2 separate regions of the Homo sapiens genome follow, and region 1 is linked to region 2. Evidence: chromatin contacts called from ENCODE Hi-C or POLR2A ChIA-PET data. All regions are on one chromosome and are shown on one strand. Each heading gives the region's core, a stretch centred on a gene start or an enhancer-like site at or near the end of the contact. The rest is flanking DNA. Distances are from core to core; before and after follow the strand shown. Region 1 has its middle 150 kb from the start of LINC01449. Region 2 has its middle 89 kb from the start of LINC01449.

Evidence for each region. A loop is a pair of places that touch in the nucleus more often than their neighbours do. ChIA-PET counts read pairs that join two places held with the same protein, here RNA polymerase II (POLR2A). Pooled maps may share reads with other maps.
Region 1: a loop to region 2 is called in a map of PC-9, with 7 times the contacts of the local background. The contact joins two enhancer-like sites. A Hi-C loop is called at or near these places in 5 of 168 maps with a recorded cell type or tissue (Caco-2, Calu3, PC-3 and 2 more) and 2 of 50 pooled maps. POLR2A ChIA-PET finds 5 or more read pairs at or near these places in 2 of 52 experiments (HEK293T and activated CD4-positive, alpha-beta T cell).

Annotation. Positions count from the first base shown.
Region 1 is chr7:41,244,888-41,249,722 of GRCh38, reverse strand. No RefSeq gene overlaps it. Among named protein-coding and RNA genes, the nearest start is that of LINC01449, 150 kb to the right of the region's middle. Within about 2 kb of position 2,127, at least 3 of the 41 ENCODE cell types and tissues checked have a DNase peak (open chromatin) inside an H3K27ac peak, as active enhancers do; they include PC-3, PC-9 and mammary epithelial cell, where a contact is called at or near this core.
Region 2 is chr7:41,188,160-41,193,371 of GRCh38, reverse strand. No RefSeq gene overlaps it. Among named protein-coding and RNA genes, the nearest start is that of LINC01449, 89 kb to the right of the region's middle. Within about 2 kb of position 3,476, at least 6 of the 41 ENCODE cell types and tissues checked have a DNase peak (open chromatin) inside an H3K27ac peak, as active enhancers do; they include PC-3, PC-9 and mammary epithelial cell, where a contact is called at or near this core.

The DNA.
Region 1 (4,835 bases), core at 878-3,377, 58 kb before region 2:
ACCAGCCTGGCCAACATGGTGAAACCCCATCTCTACTAAAAATACAAAAATTAGCTGGGTGTGGTGGCAGGCGCCTGTAATCCCAGCTACTCGGCAGGCTGAGGCAGGAGAATTGCTTGAATCCAAGGGAAGAGGTTGCAGTGAGCTGAGATTTTGCCACTGCACTCCAGCCTGGGTGATAGGGCGAGACTCTGTCTCAAAAAATAAATAAATAAATAAATAAAATAAAAAATAAAAATAACAATTCGGGTAAGATAATACATTTCAATTATTATTATATGATATCACATTATTGTCAACCTACGTATTCTCACTTTATTGAAAGGGTAAGACATGAGGCAGTAATATCTGAAATAAGACACTTACTGTCTTAGCCCCTGACCATCTTATGGCAATTCATAGTTACACATTTTCTGTAAAATCACAATTCTTCAGTCACATTACTAAAAAAATTTAACTGATCCTCATTTTCCTAATTCCCCTCTACTTTATCTCCACCACTAACTAATTGTAATACCTGTCTCCTTTTCTCAAACTTGCTTTGAATTAGATACATTGCCAATCATCCATAAATGACAAGAAGAGTTCAAGAATTGAAGTAAAGCTATATAGGGAAGAAAATAATATCTTCTCCTTTAAAAGCATCATATAGGTTTTTGGAAATGGCCCCAAAGATATTTCATAACATAGATTACTGTCAACAATCACCACAGAAGGAATCTTAATTTTTTTCATCTTTAATCTTTTTTTTTTTTTTTGAGATGGAGTCTTGCTCTGTCTCTCAGGCTGGAGTACAGTGGCAGGATCTCAACTCACTGCAACCTCCACCTCTCAGATTCAAGAGATTCTCCTCCCTCAGCCTCCTGAGTAGCTGAGATTACAGGCATCTGTCACCAGGCCCAGCCAATTTATGTATTTTTTAGTAGAGATGGGGTTTTGCCATGTTAGCCAGACTGGTATTGAACTCCTGACATCAGGAGATCCGCCCGCCTCAGCCTTCCAAAGTGCTGGGATTACAGGCATCAGCCACCGTGCCCGGCTCCATCTTTAATCTTTATGGGAATACTTTTTCTCACTATTTCTGCACACACACCTATTGCCCAGTGAAAATTGCTCACAACGAACTCTCAGAAGACACAAGAATCTAGAAATACAGTCTCTGCAAAATAATTGCCGCTCACCCAGACAATAATAAAAGGTACCAATCAAATATTTAATTTGCATAAGAATCATCATAGTGGAAAATAGGTAGGTTTCTCTGTCACTGCTTTTCTCTGTTGAAAACATTGTAAATTAATGTTTCTGTTGGCATGTGCCTTAATATTTAAAACTCTTAACACAAATTGTAAGCACAGAAACTAAGTATAGTTTATGTGCTCAGGCCACTGTGATGCTCCAAGATTGTTGGTTTAAGTCCATTTTCTGTGCTGTGTAATGGAAAACACCACAAGCAGGCTCAACTTCAACAAACCTGTCCACTGGCCACAGTTAAATAGGTGACATTGACCTTACTCCCTTGGGCATGCCCTACCCAAGATACCTGTCTTACTTTCTCACATGGTTATTGTCTTTCCACTGCCACTGACTTTTCCAGAAAGCAAGTTGCCAACTTCTTTTATTAGGATATAATGGTTTTAAAAAATTTAATTTTAATATTTCCTATAAGACAGATTCACTAATAATCCCCCCCCCCATAATTACCTGTGACCTCAAAAGCTCCCCTAGGTATGGGATGTCACCATTAGGCTCTTCTTTTGCTAGCAGGGATAGAAATGGAGGTGAAAAGTGCAGCAGGAAGACATTCAGGAAGCTTCTAGGCTCCACTCTATGCAAATTTGAAAGCAAAAAGTTTAACAGTCAGTTCCTTGAGCAAACAATTAATTTATCTTCCCTTCATCATTCTTAGATTGTCAGCATTTACCTGATTTAAACTTATCTTCTCTGCTTCAGCAAGCCAGTGAGTCATATTTATAGGGATAAAGTTACAAAGATGCATAGATACTAGTTGTGTGTATGTGCGTGTGTGTGCGGTGAGGCGTATACAAGGGCTTCATTGTCTAAAAGTATGTTTTAGAAAAACACACAATAAAACAGTGTGCTGTGTCTAGAATGAGTAATTCACATCCTTAAACAAAACAAAACATACACATTTGTCAACACCGCTGAGTGGGAGACACTGAAGTGAACACAAAACAAATCAGTTTCTGTGAAGAACACAGGTTAATGCCTGTAAAGATCAAGTGACTGATTTAGGAGGAAGAAAAGGTAGTTGATTTTTATCACACTTCTGGTAAAATAAAAAATCCAAAGCTAACAAAAGAGAGCCACAATCCTATGATAATTAGTGCATCCGAGAGATGATGTCAAATGGTTTGCTGATACTGAATAAGACCCATCTCCCAAGAACAACACCACTGGGTCTATTCTCCAGTGAGAGAGGTTGGAGGTCAACTTCAGGTATTTCAAGAAAAAATGTGGCACCTCATCATTAAAGTCTCTGTCTTCAAATGGCTTTTATACTCTCAAAACCATTTACAATATAAATTCTGTAAACAATTTTCTCCAAAATCATGGGTCAATTGAAATTTTTTAAAGTACAGTTTGCATGTCAATAGTTACATATAAATGAAAGACAACAATGGGCAGATGAAATTTTTCTAAATTCAATTTTTGGTTTTTAAAGCTAGAAACACCACTTGTAGAGAAGAGAATGGCATCCCCTATGATAGAACCACTCAAGTAAAATGTGAGGGGTGGAGATAAAGTTCCCTTGGGACTACATTTTCCAAGTTATATTTGATCTTCTGTAAACAACAACAACAGCAACAAGAAAATGGTACTTTTTACAACCATTCTCTCATTTAATTCTTGCCTACCCCCTTGAGGCAGTTATTTGTTATTCTTACTTTACAGATGAGGAAACTGATCATTAAACAACATCTGCATTTTCCCAAAATCACATTGCTAATAAAATCCTTGTGGTTTTGCAGTTACACCACCTGTATATTTACTTATATTCTGCCAAAATGACCTACTGACATTCCTTGCCATACACTTCTATATTTTTGTACTCCACTTTATTCCACAAAGTTGAGGAAGATAATTGAAAATCTTGGAGGAAAGAAATTCCTGTAACATATTCCATTTTTCCTCTATTCAGTGCTTTCTGGAAACATCTATTCAACAGAGTGGGGGATTGTTGTAGAAATATGGAATTCACGGTGACTCAATTTGTTCTCGTCTTTTGCTATTCCCAAATAGGATTTCAGATAAAGAGCAACTATTCAAGGCTAACAAAAGGGAAGAGCTGGCCAAGCTGATTTCTTAATTCTACATAATGACAAAGCAGTGGTAGAACGTGTTAATTAAGTCAAAAGTATTAATAAAATCTGTCTTCCACAGACTTTTCTTAAAGAATGCGTCTACCCTTGAGCCACCCACTGTCCTGAGCAGACTTTTGCATTTACTCTCTGAACATTCCTTCAAGAAATGCAGTCTGCCTAGAGATTCTGAAGTTGTCTTTATACCTACAGAAAGCTCTGCATCACTTAAGACCAAGAGAACAACTTGAACTCCACCCACCAGACTGCTGAAGTTACTCTATGCTGACCTGGCAAAAACAAGGTAAAAGGCAGAGCCCTTGCAGCCTACTTAAACAATTTCTGTATAAGTGACAGGTGAGTGTATGTGTGTGTGTGTATGTGCAATTCTAGGCCCCATTTTTTTCTATCACTCTGCTCCTATTGTAGTTACTTATTTATTTTTAATTTACCTATTGAATTTTAAAATCAGTCTTCCACTAAGTTATTAACACCAAAAGGTAGAAATTATTTCATGTTTATCTCTGCATCTTCAGGCTTAATATGAGACCAGCATTCAATAAATGTTTGTTGGAAGGAAAAAGAGAGCTAGAAAGAAGGTAAAGAAAAGAAATTGTTAGGAAATACACATTAACGGCAGAAGGTGACAAAGTCTGTGATAAAGAACTGTTTGAAAATTACAATATAGAAATTTCTACAGTTATTTTTTGATGCATGGTATAAATATTGCATCACTGCATGCTTCAGTAGTATTGGGTATGAGATAGAGTTTATTGATTTATTTATTCCAGATAGAAAGGTCCACACTGTCCCAGGCACCGTTGCAAGCACTGGGGACAGAATGAGGGAGCAAAACAGCTAGGTCCCTGCTATAACTGGAACTTACAATTTATTGAAAGGACATGATCAATAAGGAAACATACCAATAGACAATGGTGATGAGTGTGCCAAGGAGAATGCAAAGGCAATGAGACAAAGGGCGGCTGTAGTTAATGGTGGTTGTAGGGAGGTGAAGGGGTGGGGGCTACTGTAGATAGGGTCACCAGGAACACCTCGGAAGTCAGTTTCTTTGGAACAGAGTGATAAGCAGAGAACATGCAATCCCAGAGCTATTTGGGAGAGGAGGTCTATGGGAAAAAAATAAAGGCTCTGAGGTGCAGAGTTGAGGGCTCCAGAGTAGGGCAAGAGTACCTGGGGCAATGTGGGTGAAAAAGAAGATTAATTAGAGATAGGGTCAGGTCATAAGGGTCATGGAGGCTGCGGTAAAAAATTTGGAGGTTCATATTCACCTTAATATTCTTTCTCATAGAATTATTATTTCTCTGATCTTATGAGAAATTTTCCTTTCACATTCACAACATTCATTTCCATGTTTCTCTTACTCTAACTCTTGGAGATGTCTCTGGAAGAGTCCTTTTGTTGAGATTCTTGATGGACACACCAAATACTCCAGTGGGTGTTATCCGTGCCCCCACAATTGGAGTATTCCATCTTTGAGTGTCACCCAGTAACTCC
Region 2 (5,212 bases), core at 2,227-4,726:
GTGAAACCCCATCTCTACTAAAAATACGAAAGTTAGTTGGCATGGTGGCGGGTGCCTGTAGTCCCAGCTACTCAGGAGGCTGAGGCAGGAGAATCGCTTGAACCAGGGGTGGGGAGGTTACAGTGGGTTGAGGTCACACCACTGCACTCCAGCCTGGGCGACAGAACAAGAGCAAGACTCCTTCTGCAAAAAAAAAAAGGAAGGATAATTATATGGTAGAGTCTTGACCACTCTATTATTTTTATTCGTTGTCCCATCTGAATTTCTCCTACCCCACATAAAAGCACTGCCTTTTGTAGCCTCTGGGGACAGAAGACTCACTAGTTGATCACAATCAGTGAATAAGTTCTATTTGTTCCATTCAAGTTGATTAGGTTCGATGCTATGAATGTCCACATGTGTAAAAATAGAAAGCTACAGGTGCAGTGAGCTAGCTGCAGGTGACGACCTGTGCCTTTTGGGACTGTGTGGTGTGGACAGTGTGCGGCCATGGGGGCTCCTTTTGGAACTCACATCCCCTGCTCTGGTAAGTGTGGCTCTGCCGATCACTAGATGCTTCTCTTAGGAGGTGTCCAGAGCAGAAAAATTCCCACAGTTCACTCGGGGTATATGTGGCCTCTCACTCCCCTATTTCACACAGTCTCTTTAGCTAGCAAAGCTAGACACCACTGCAAAGTTCTGCTTTGAGAGACAAATTCCTTTTAGCAGTAGTGAGTATTATAGATGAAATTTTGATTATGAAGCCTTATAGTCTTATTAATATATTAAGAGTTCAAAGAATTATAGATTTTAACATACAGATTTTTTTTTCTTTCTTATGTTGTATTACAGGGAAAGAATTTGTGCGTGTATTCTCTCTTTCCAAATCTTGATCCAAACTAAACAGAAGAACTTTTCTAACTTTATTAGCTACAACTTTATCTTAGCATTTTCAGGATTAGGCTGAGTTCTCTGTAAAATGAGACAGGTTTTTGCCCTGCGACAGAAAGGAACTTGTAAGGCACCAGATCACAATACAAATGCTTTTAGGGACCAGACAGCAATGTGGCTGGCAGAGTTGAAGGCAATAGGGAATGGTAGAGTTGGTGGCTAAACAGGGGAGTGCAGGTCCTACTTAAGGAGATACAAATGAAATTTTTTTAATGAGAAAAATTAAACTCTTCTGCAGGCTGACTTTGGTCTAAGGCTTTCATTTGCAAACCTTGCTTAAATGATTCAATAATATTGCTTGAAACCGAGATTTTTATTGCTAGGTATTTTAAGCTTTGTTTATAAAACCCAGTATGCTAGTTGCTTTTCCAATTATCTTATTTTAGTATTTCCAACTTAACTTTCATACATTTAAAATTATATTTTCAAACCTCAATGTGATCCCTATTGTTCCCACTGATTTTTTTTCATGCTGAAATACTAGATGTGCCCATTGAGTAGAAGTGCAGTAAGCTCAAGATTGTATATGTTCAAGTATTTGAAATTTACTTGAAACCATACAGTACATTTCTTAACATGGAGTGAACTCTTTCACTAAACTTACTTTTCTACTCTTAATTTACCAAATAGCTCCTAGGTATGAGGCACAGGATATGTAGGTCTTAAGTGTTTTTTTTATTCTACAAAATACAATGTGATAAGTTCTATAAAGGAGGGGTAGTTAATTTGATTAAATAAAAGGTGCTTTATCTAGGGGAATTGAGAAAGACTGAATTGAATAAATGAGACACAAGTTTACTCTAAAAGAAGGAAGAGTTTGCCAGCCTGGCAAGAGGGATAAAAATATTCCAGGCATCTACAGAAAACACTCCAAAGCAATATATTTTAAATTATAACACAGAGGTAGCTCTTGATCTTCACTGCCATGGGAATAATAAACCTTCCACTACACAAATTAGTATGTACTTTTAAGCATTTTTAAAAAATGAAATCAGAAATTATTTCAGAACAGCCCTGTCTTATAAGAGAACTGCCCACAGTTCTCTCTGCTTTCTTCCTTTTGGCTCAGCTGTCAAGAGCTCTCTGGAAACATAATCCTTGTTTTTCATGGAAATCTGTATTATAGTTCCCAAGATTTGGATAATCTAGTTTCAGAAGGTAGGGACCTCTTTTGGAATGATAATGTAGTGTTCTACCCCCAGTACCTACAACAGTACTAATTTTACCGAGGACCCTGCCCTCATGATGTCACTTAAACCTGATAACTTACCAAAGGCCCCATCTCCAAATACCATTGTCCTGGGGTTAGGGCTTCAATATGTGAGTTTTGAAGGGACATAATTCAATTCATAGCAGTTGGCATAGGACAGTGCTAGGCATATTACAAGTTCTTAATATATGCTTAGTGAATAAATAAATACATAAACAGAAAATGTCCAGAGATCTCTGTGTCCATTTGAAGTTGCTACGTCAACAACTGGACCCAGGAATAAAGGGTGTGCTCTAGCATCAGTGTAAGTATGGTCCCTTCGAGCCAAGAGGCAGAGAGCTCAGGAGCTGCTGAGAAGTCACAGTCACAAGGGAAGGAGACAGGAAAGGGAAGTCACATCAGGAAGGCTGAAGCCATAGCAAAGCCAGAGAGCTGGATCCCACTTCAGGGCCTACCATAGTGAAGCACTGGCTCTTCCTTCCTCTTTTCTTGGAAGCAGGGCCAGCTACATGATTGCAGGACTCAAGGCAAAATGAAAATGCAGGACTCTTGCTCAAAAAAAGAAAAAACAAAAACAAAAACAGAAAATATGCCATTAAAGATACTAAATATGAAGCCTTTTCCTTTTTTCCATGATCTCTCTTGACTTGCCATGTTGTTATTTATTTGCTATTTAATGTAGTTCTAAAGTAAAGAAAAATTAAAAGTTTTAATTATGAGCATGAATTGTACCATTGTTCAGTGCAAGTTTTAGAGGCAAATATAAGAACATGTAACTCTTCTGCCGAATCACCAAAATTACACAATTCATAAATTCACGTTCTGTACCTTGTATGCGCATATGTATTTCATTCTCACCAGAACAGTGTGAACGCCACACAACACTAACTCAACTCTTTTTTATTTCTTTATATTTGCACATTTTACCGATGCTTTCTACATTTGGCTTGTTGATGTGCTTTCTAAAAACAGAAAGAAAAAAGATCTGTAGGTTTCCCTATTTTTCCCTTTCCTTCAATGTCATCGTTTTCCATGTAATTGGTTGGTTATTACAAGGAAGTGACAGGAGTGAGAAAGGATACTTTAAGATCCCTTGGTTGTTTGTGTTTCTTAGAATGCTGTTGCCTTCTTTCTTGTTTGAACAGGAAGCATGACCACTTAGTCATAAACATGACACATTTCCCTTGTACTCGCCATGAGCCTCACTGAACTCCCACACATTGTGGGTCCACTGGAATTCTGTGTTCATGGGGCAACCAAATGCTCTAGGCAAATGGGGTGATATGGAACTTGCCTGCATGCTCCATTGTCCCCTTGGACTTTGCTTCCAAGACAGCTCAAGGTTGACAACAGGGCAGGGTGAGAAGGGCATGCAAAAGATGGTGGTGTGGGGTGGGCAGGGAAAGAAGGCCCAAGACTAAGCCAGTTGTTTGAAATTCTCTATATTCTTTCTTCATTTTGTCCATTTTTTTCTGTTTTTTTCATTTTTCAATGGAGATGGAAAGCACCCAGTTCTGCTTTCCCCCAGAATCACCCTGTTTGTAAGCAGCCTGGAATGGTCACTAGAAGCTGCTACCTTTTGCCTGTTTTCTAGCTAAGATCAGTAAGGAGAGGTGGTCTCAAGGCTGATAGAGATGGCCACTGAGGGAGCTGGCTGCTACCTGTGGTCTTATACACAAGACTTTTGCCCTCCATAGAACCACACATCTTCACTTAATGTTTTAAACTTTTTTTTTCAGGTCACATGAATTTAGGCATTAAATAAATTATTAGACTAGCAAACATCAGAACCTTTTTTTTTCTAAGAACGACAATAGAAAAGGCTCTTGTAGTTAACACTCTTAAATACAGAGGTATTTTAAATTAAAGATTTTTTTTAAAAAAGAACAGCCTTGTCTTATAAATAATAATGATTGATAATTATTCCTCAACGAAACTAAAGAAATGGTGTGTCTTCTATGCATAAAAAAACTAGTCTACTTGCACAAATATCATTAGACAAGAAATAATTTTATTATTTAAACATTATATTAAGAAAATCTTTTTAAAAAATTTTCACTATACGTTACATCACATAAAAATGTAAGGTAGCATGTGTGAACTGTTTAAAGAGCTTGTTAAAGATTCTTATAATAAGAAAGGCTGGGAAAAGTAGAGTCATATCTTATCAAAACAATCTAAGAATCTTAAGAATGCTGCTTTTCTAGTAATACATAAATATACACGAACATGAGCAAGAATCCAAGTAAAGAAACAGTTCTTATTCATAGGATTGACAGTTTTATTATTACACCAGCCTGAAATAACATATAATGGTGTGTGAGTGTGCACTGGAGTTTCTAAAAGCAGCTTTTCAGATAGGCTTAATGTGAGAAGGGTTCAACTTTCTTCTTTGAATTCTGGAGGATGGGGTCTCCTGGGGATAAAGGGGAAAAGGGGAGATAAACTTTTAATGCAATCTCTATTCTTGCCACGATTTATTTTATTTATTTGTTCAGCAATATTTATTGTGCAGTCACCACATGCCAGGCTCTGTAGATACAATGGGGACCTTGACAAATACACTCTTTGCCTTTCGGAAGCTCAGAGCACAGTCAAGAAACAGAGTATTAGCAGAGAACATTACTGGGAAACAAGGGATTTTGCAACTCTTGGTAGGGGAACCTAACACGACCACAGTGGGGAGCAGAAAAGAGCTTTAAAACTAAGAGCCCAGGGGTGTGTAAGGCATAGCCAGGTCAAGAATGGAGGAATGAAGAATGCTGAATCAGAGGGAATCCTGAGAAATTCCTTCTGGAACCTGGCTTCCTTAACTCTTATTAACCACGTGCTAAGACTCCTTTTATATGGTTGTGGGATGATTGGCTGCAATAGCACAAATTTATGGAACTAAAAAAACAAGTGTTTGGTGTAATACTGTAAGTGTTGGTTTGAATTTTGGATGCGTATGATTAATGAATGAGGCTGAATGAGACATGTAAGCCAGCTGGGCACACCTTGGTGGGGACCAATAGGAATGACAGCTACGCCTGATGGGGGCAGGAAGGGAAGCGCAGAGTTTCTTCTTTCGGC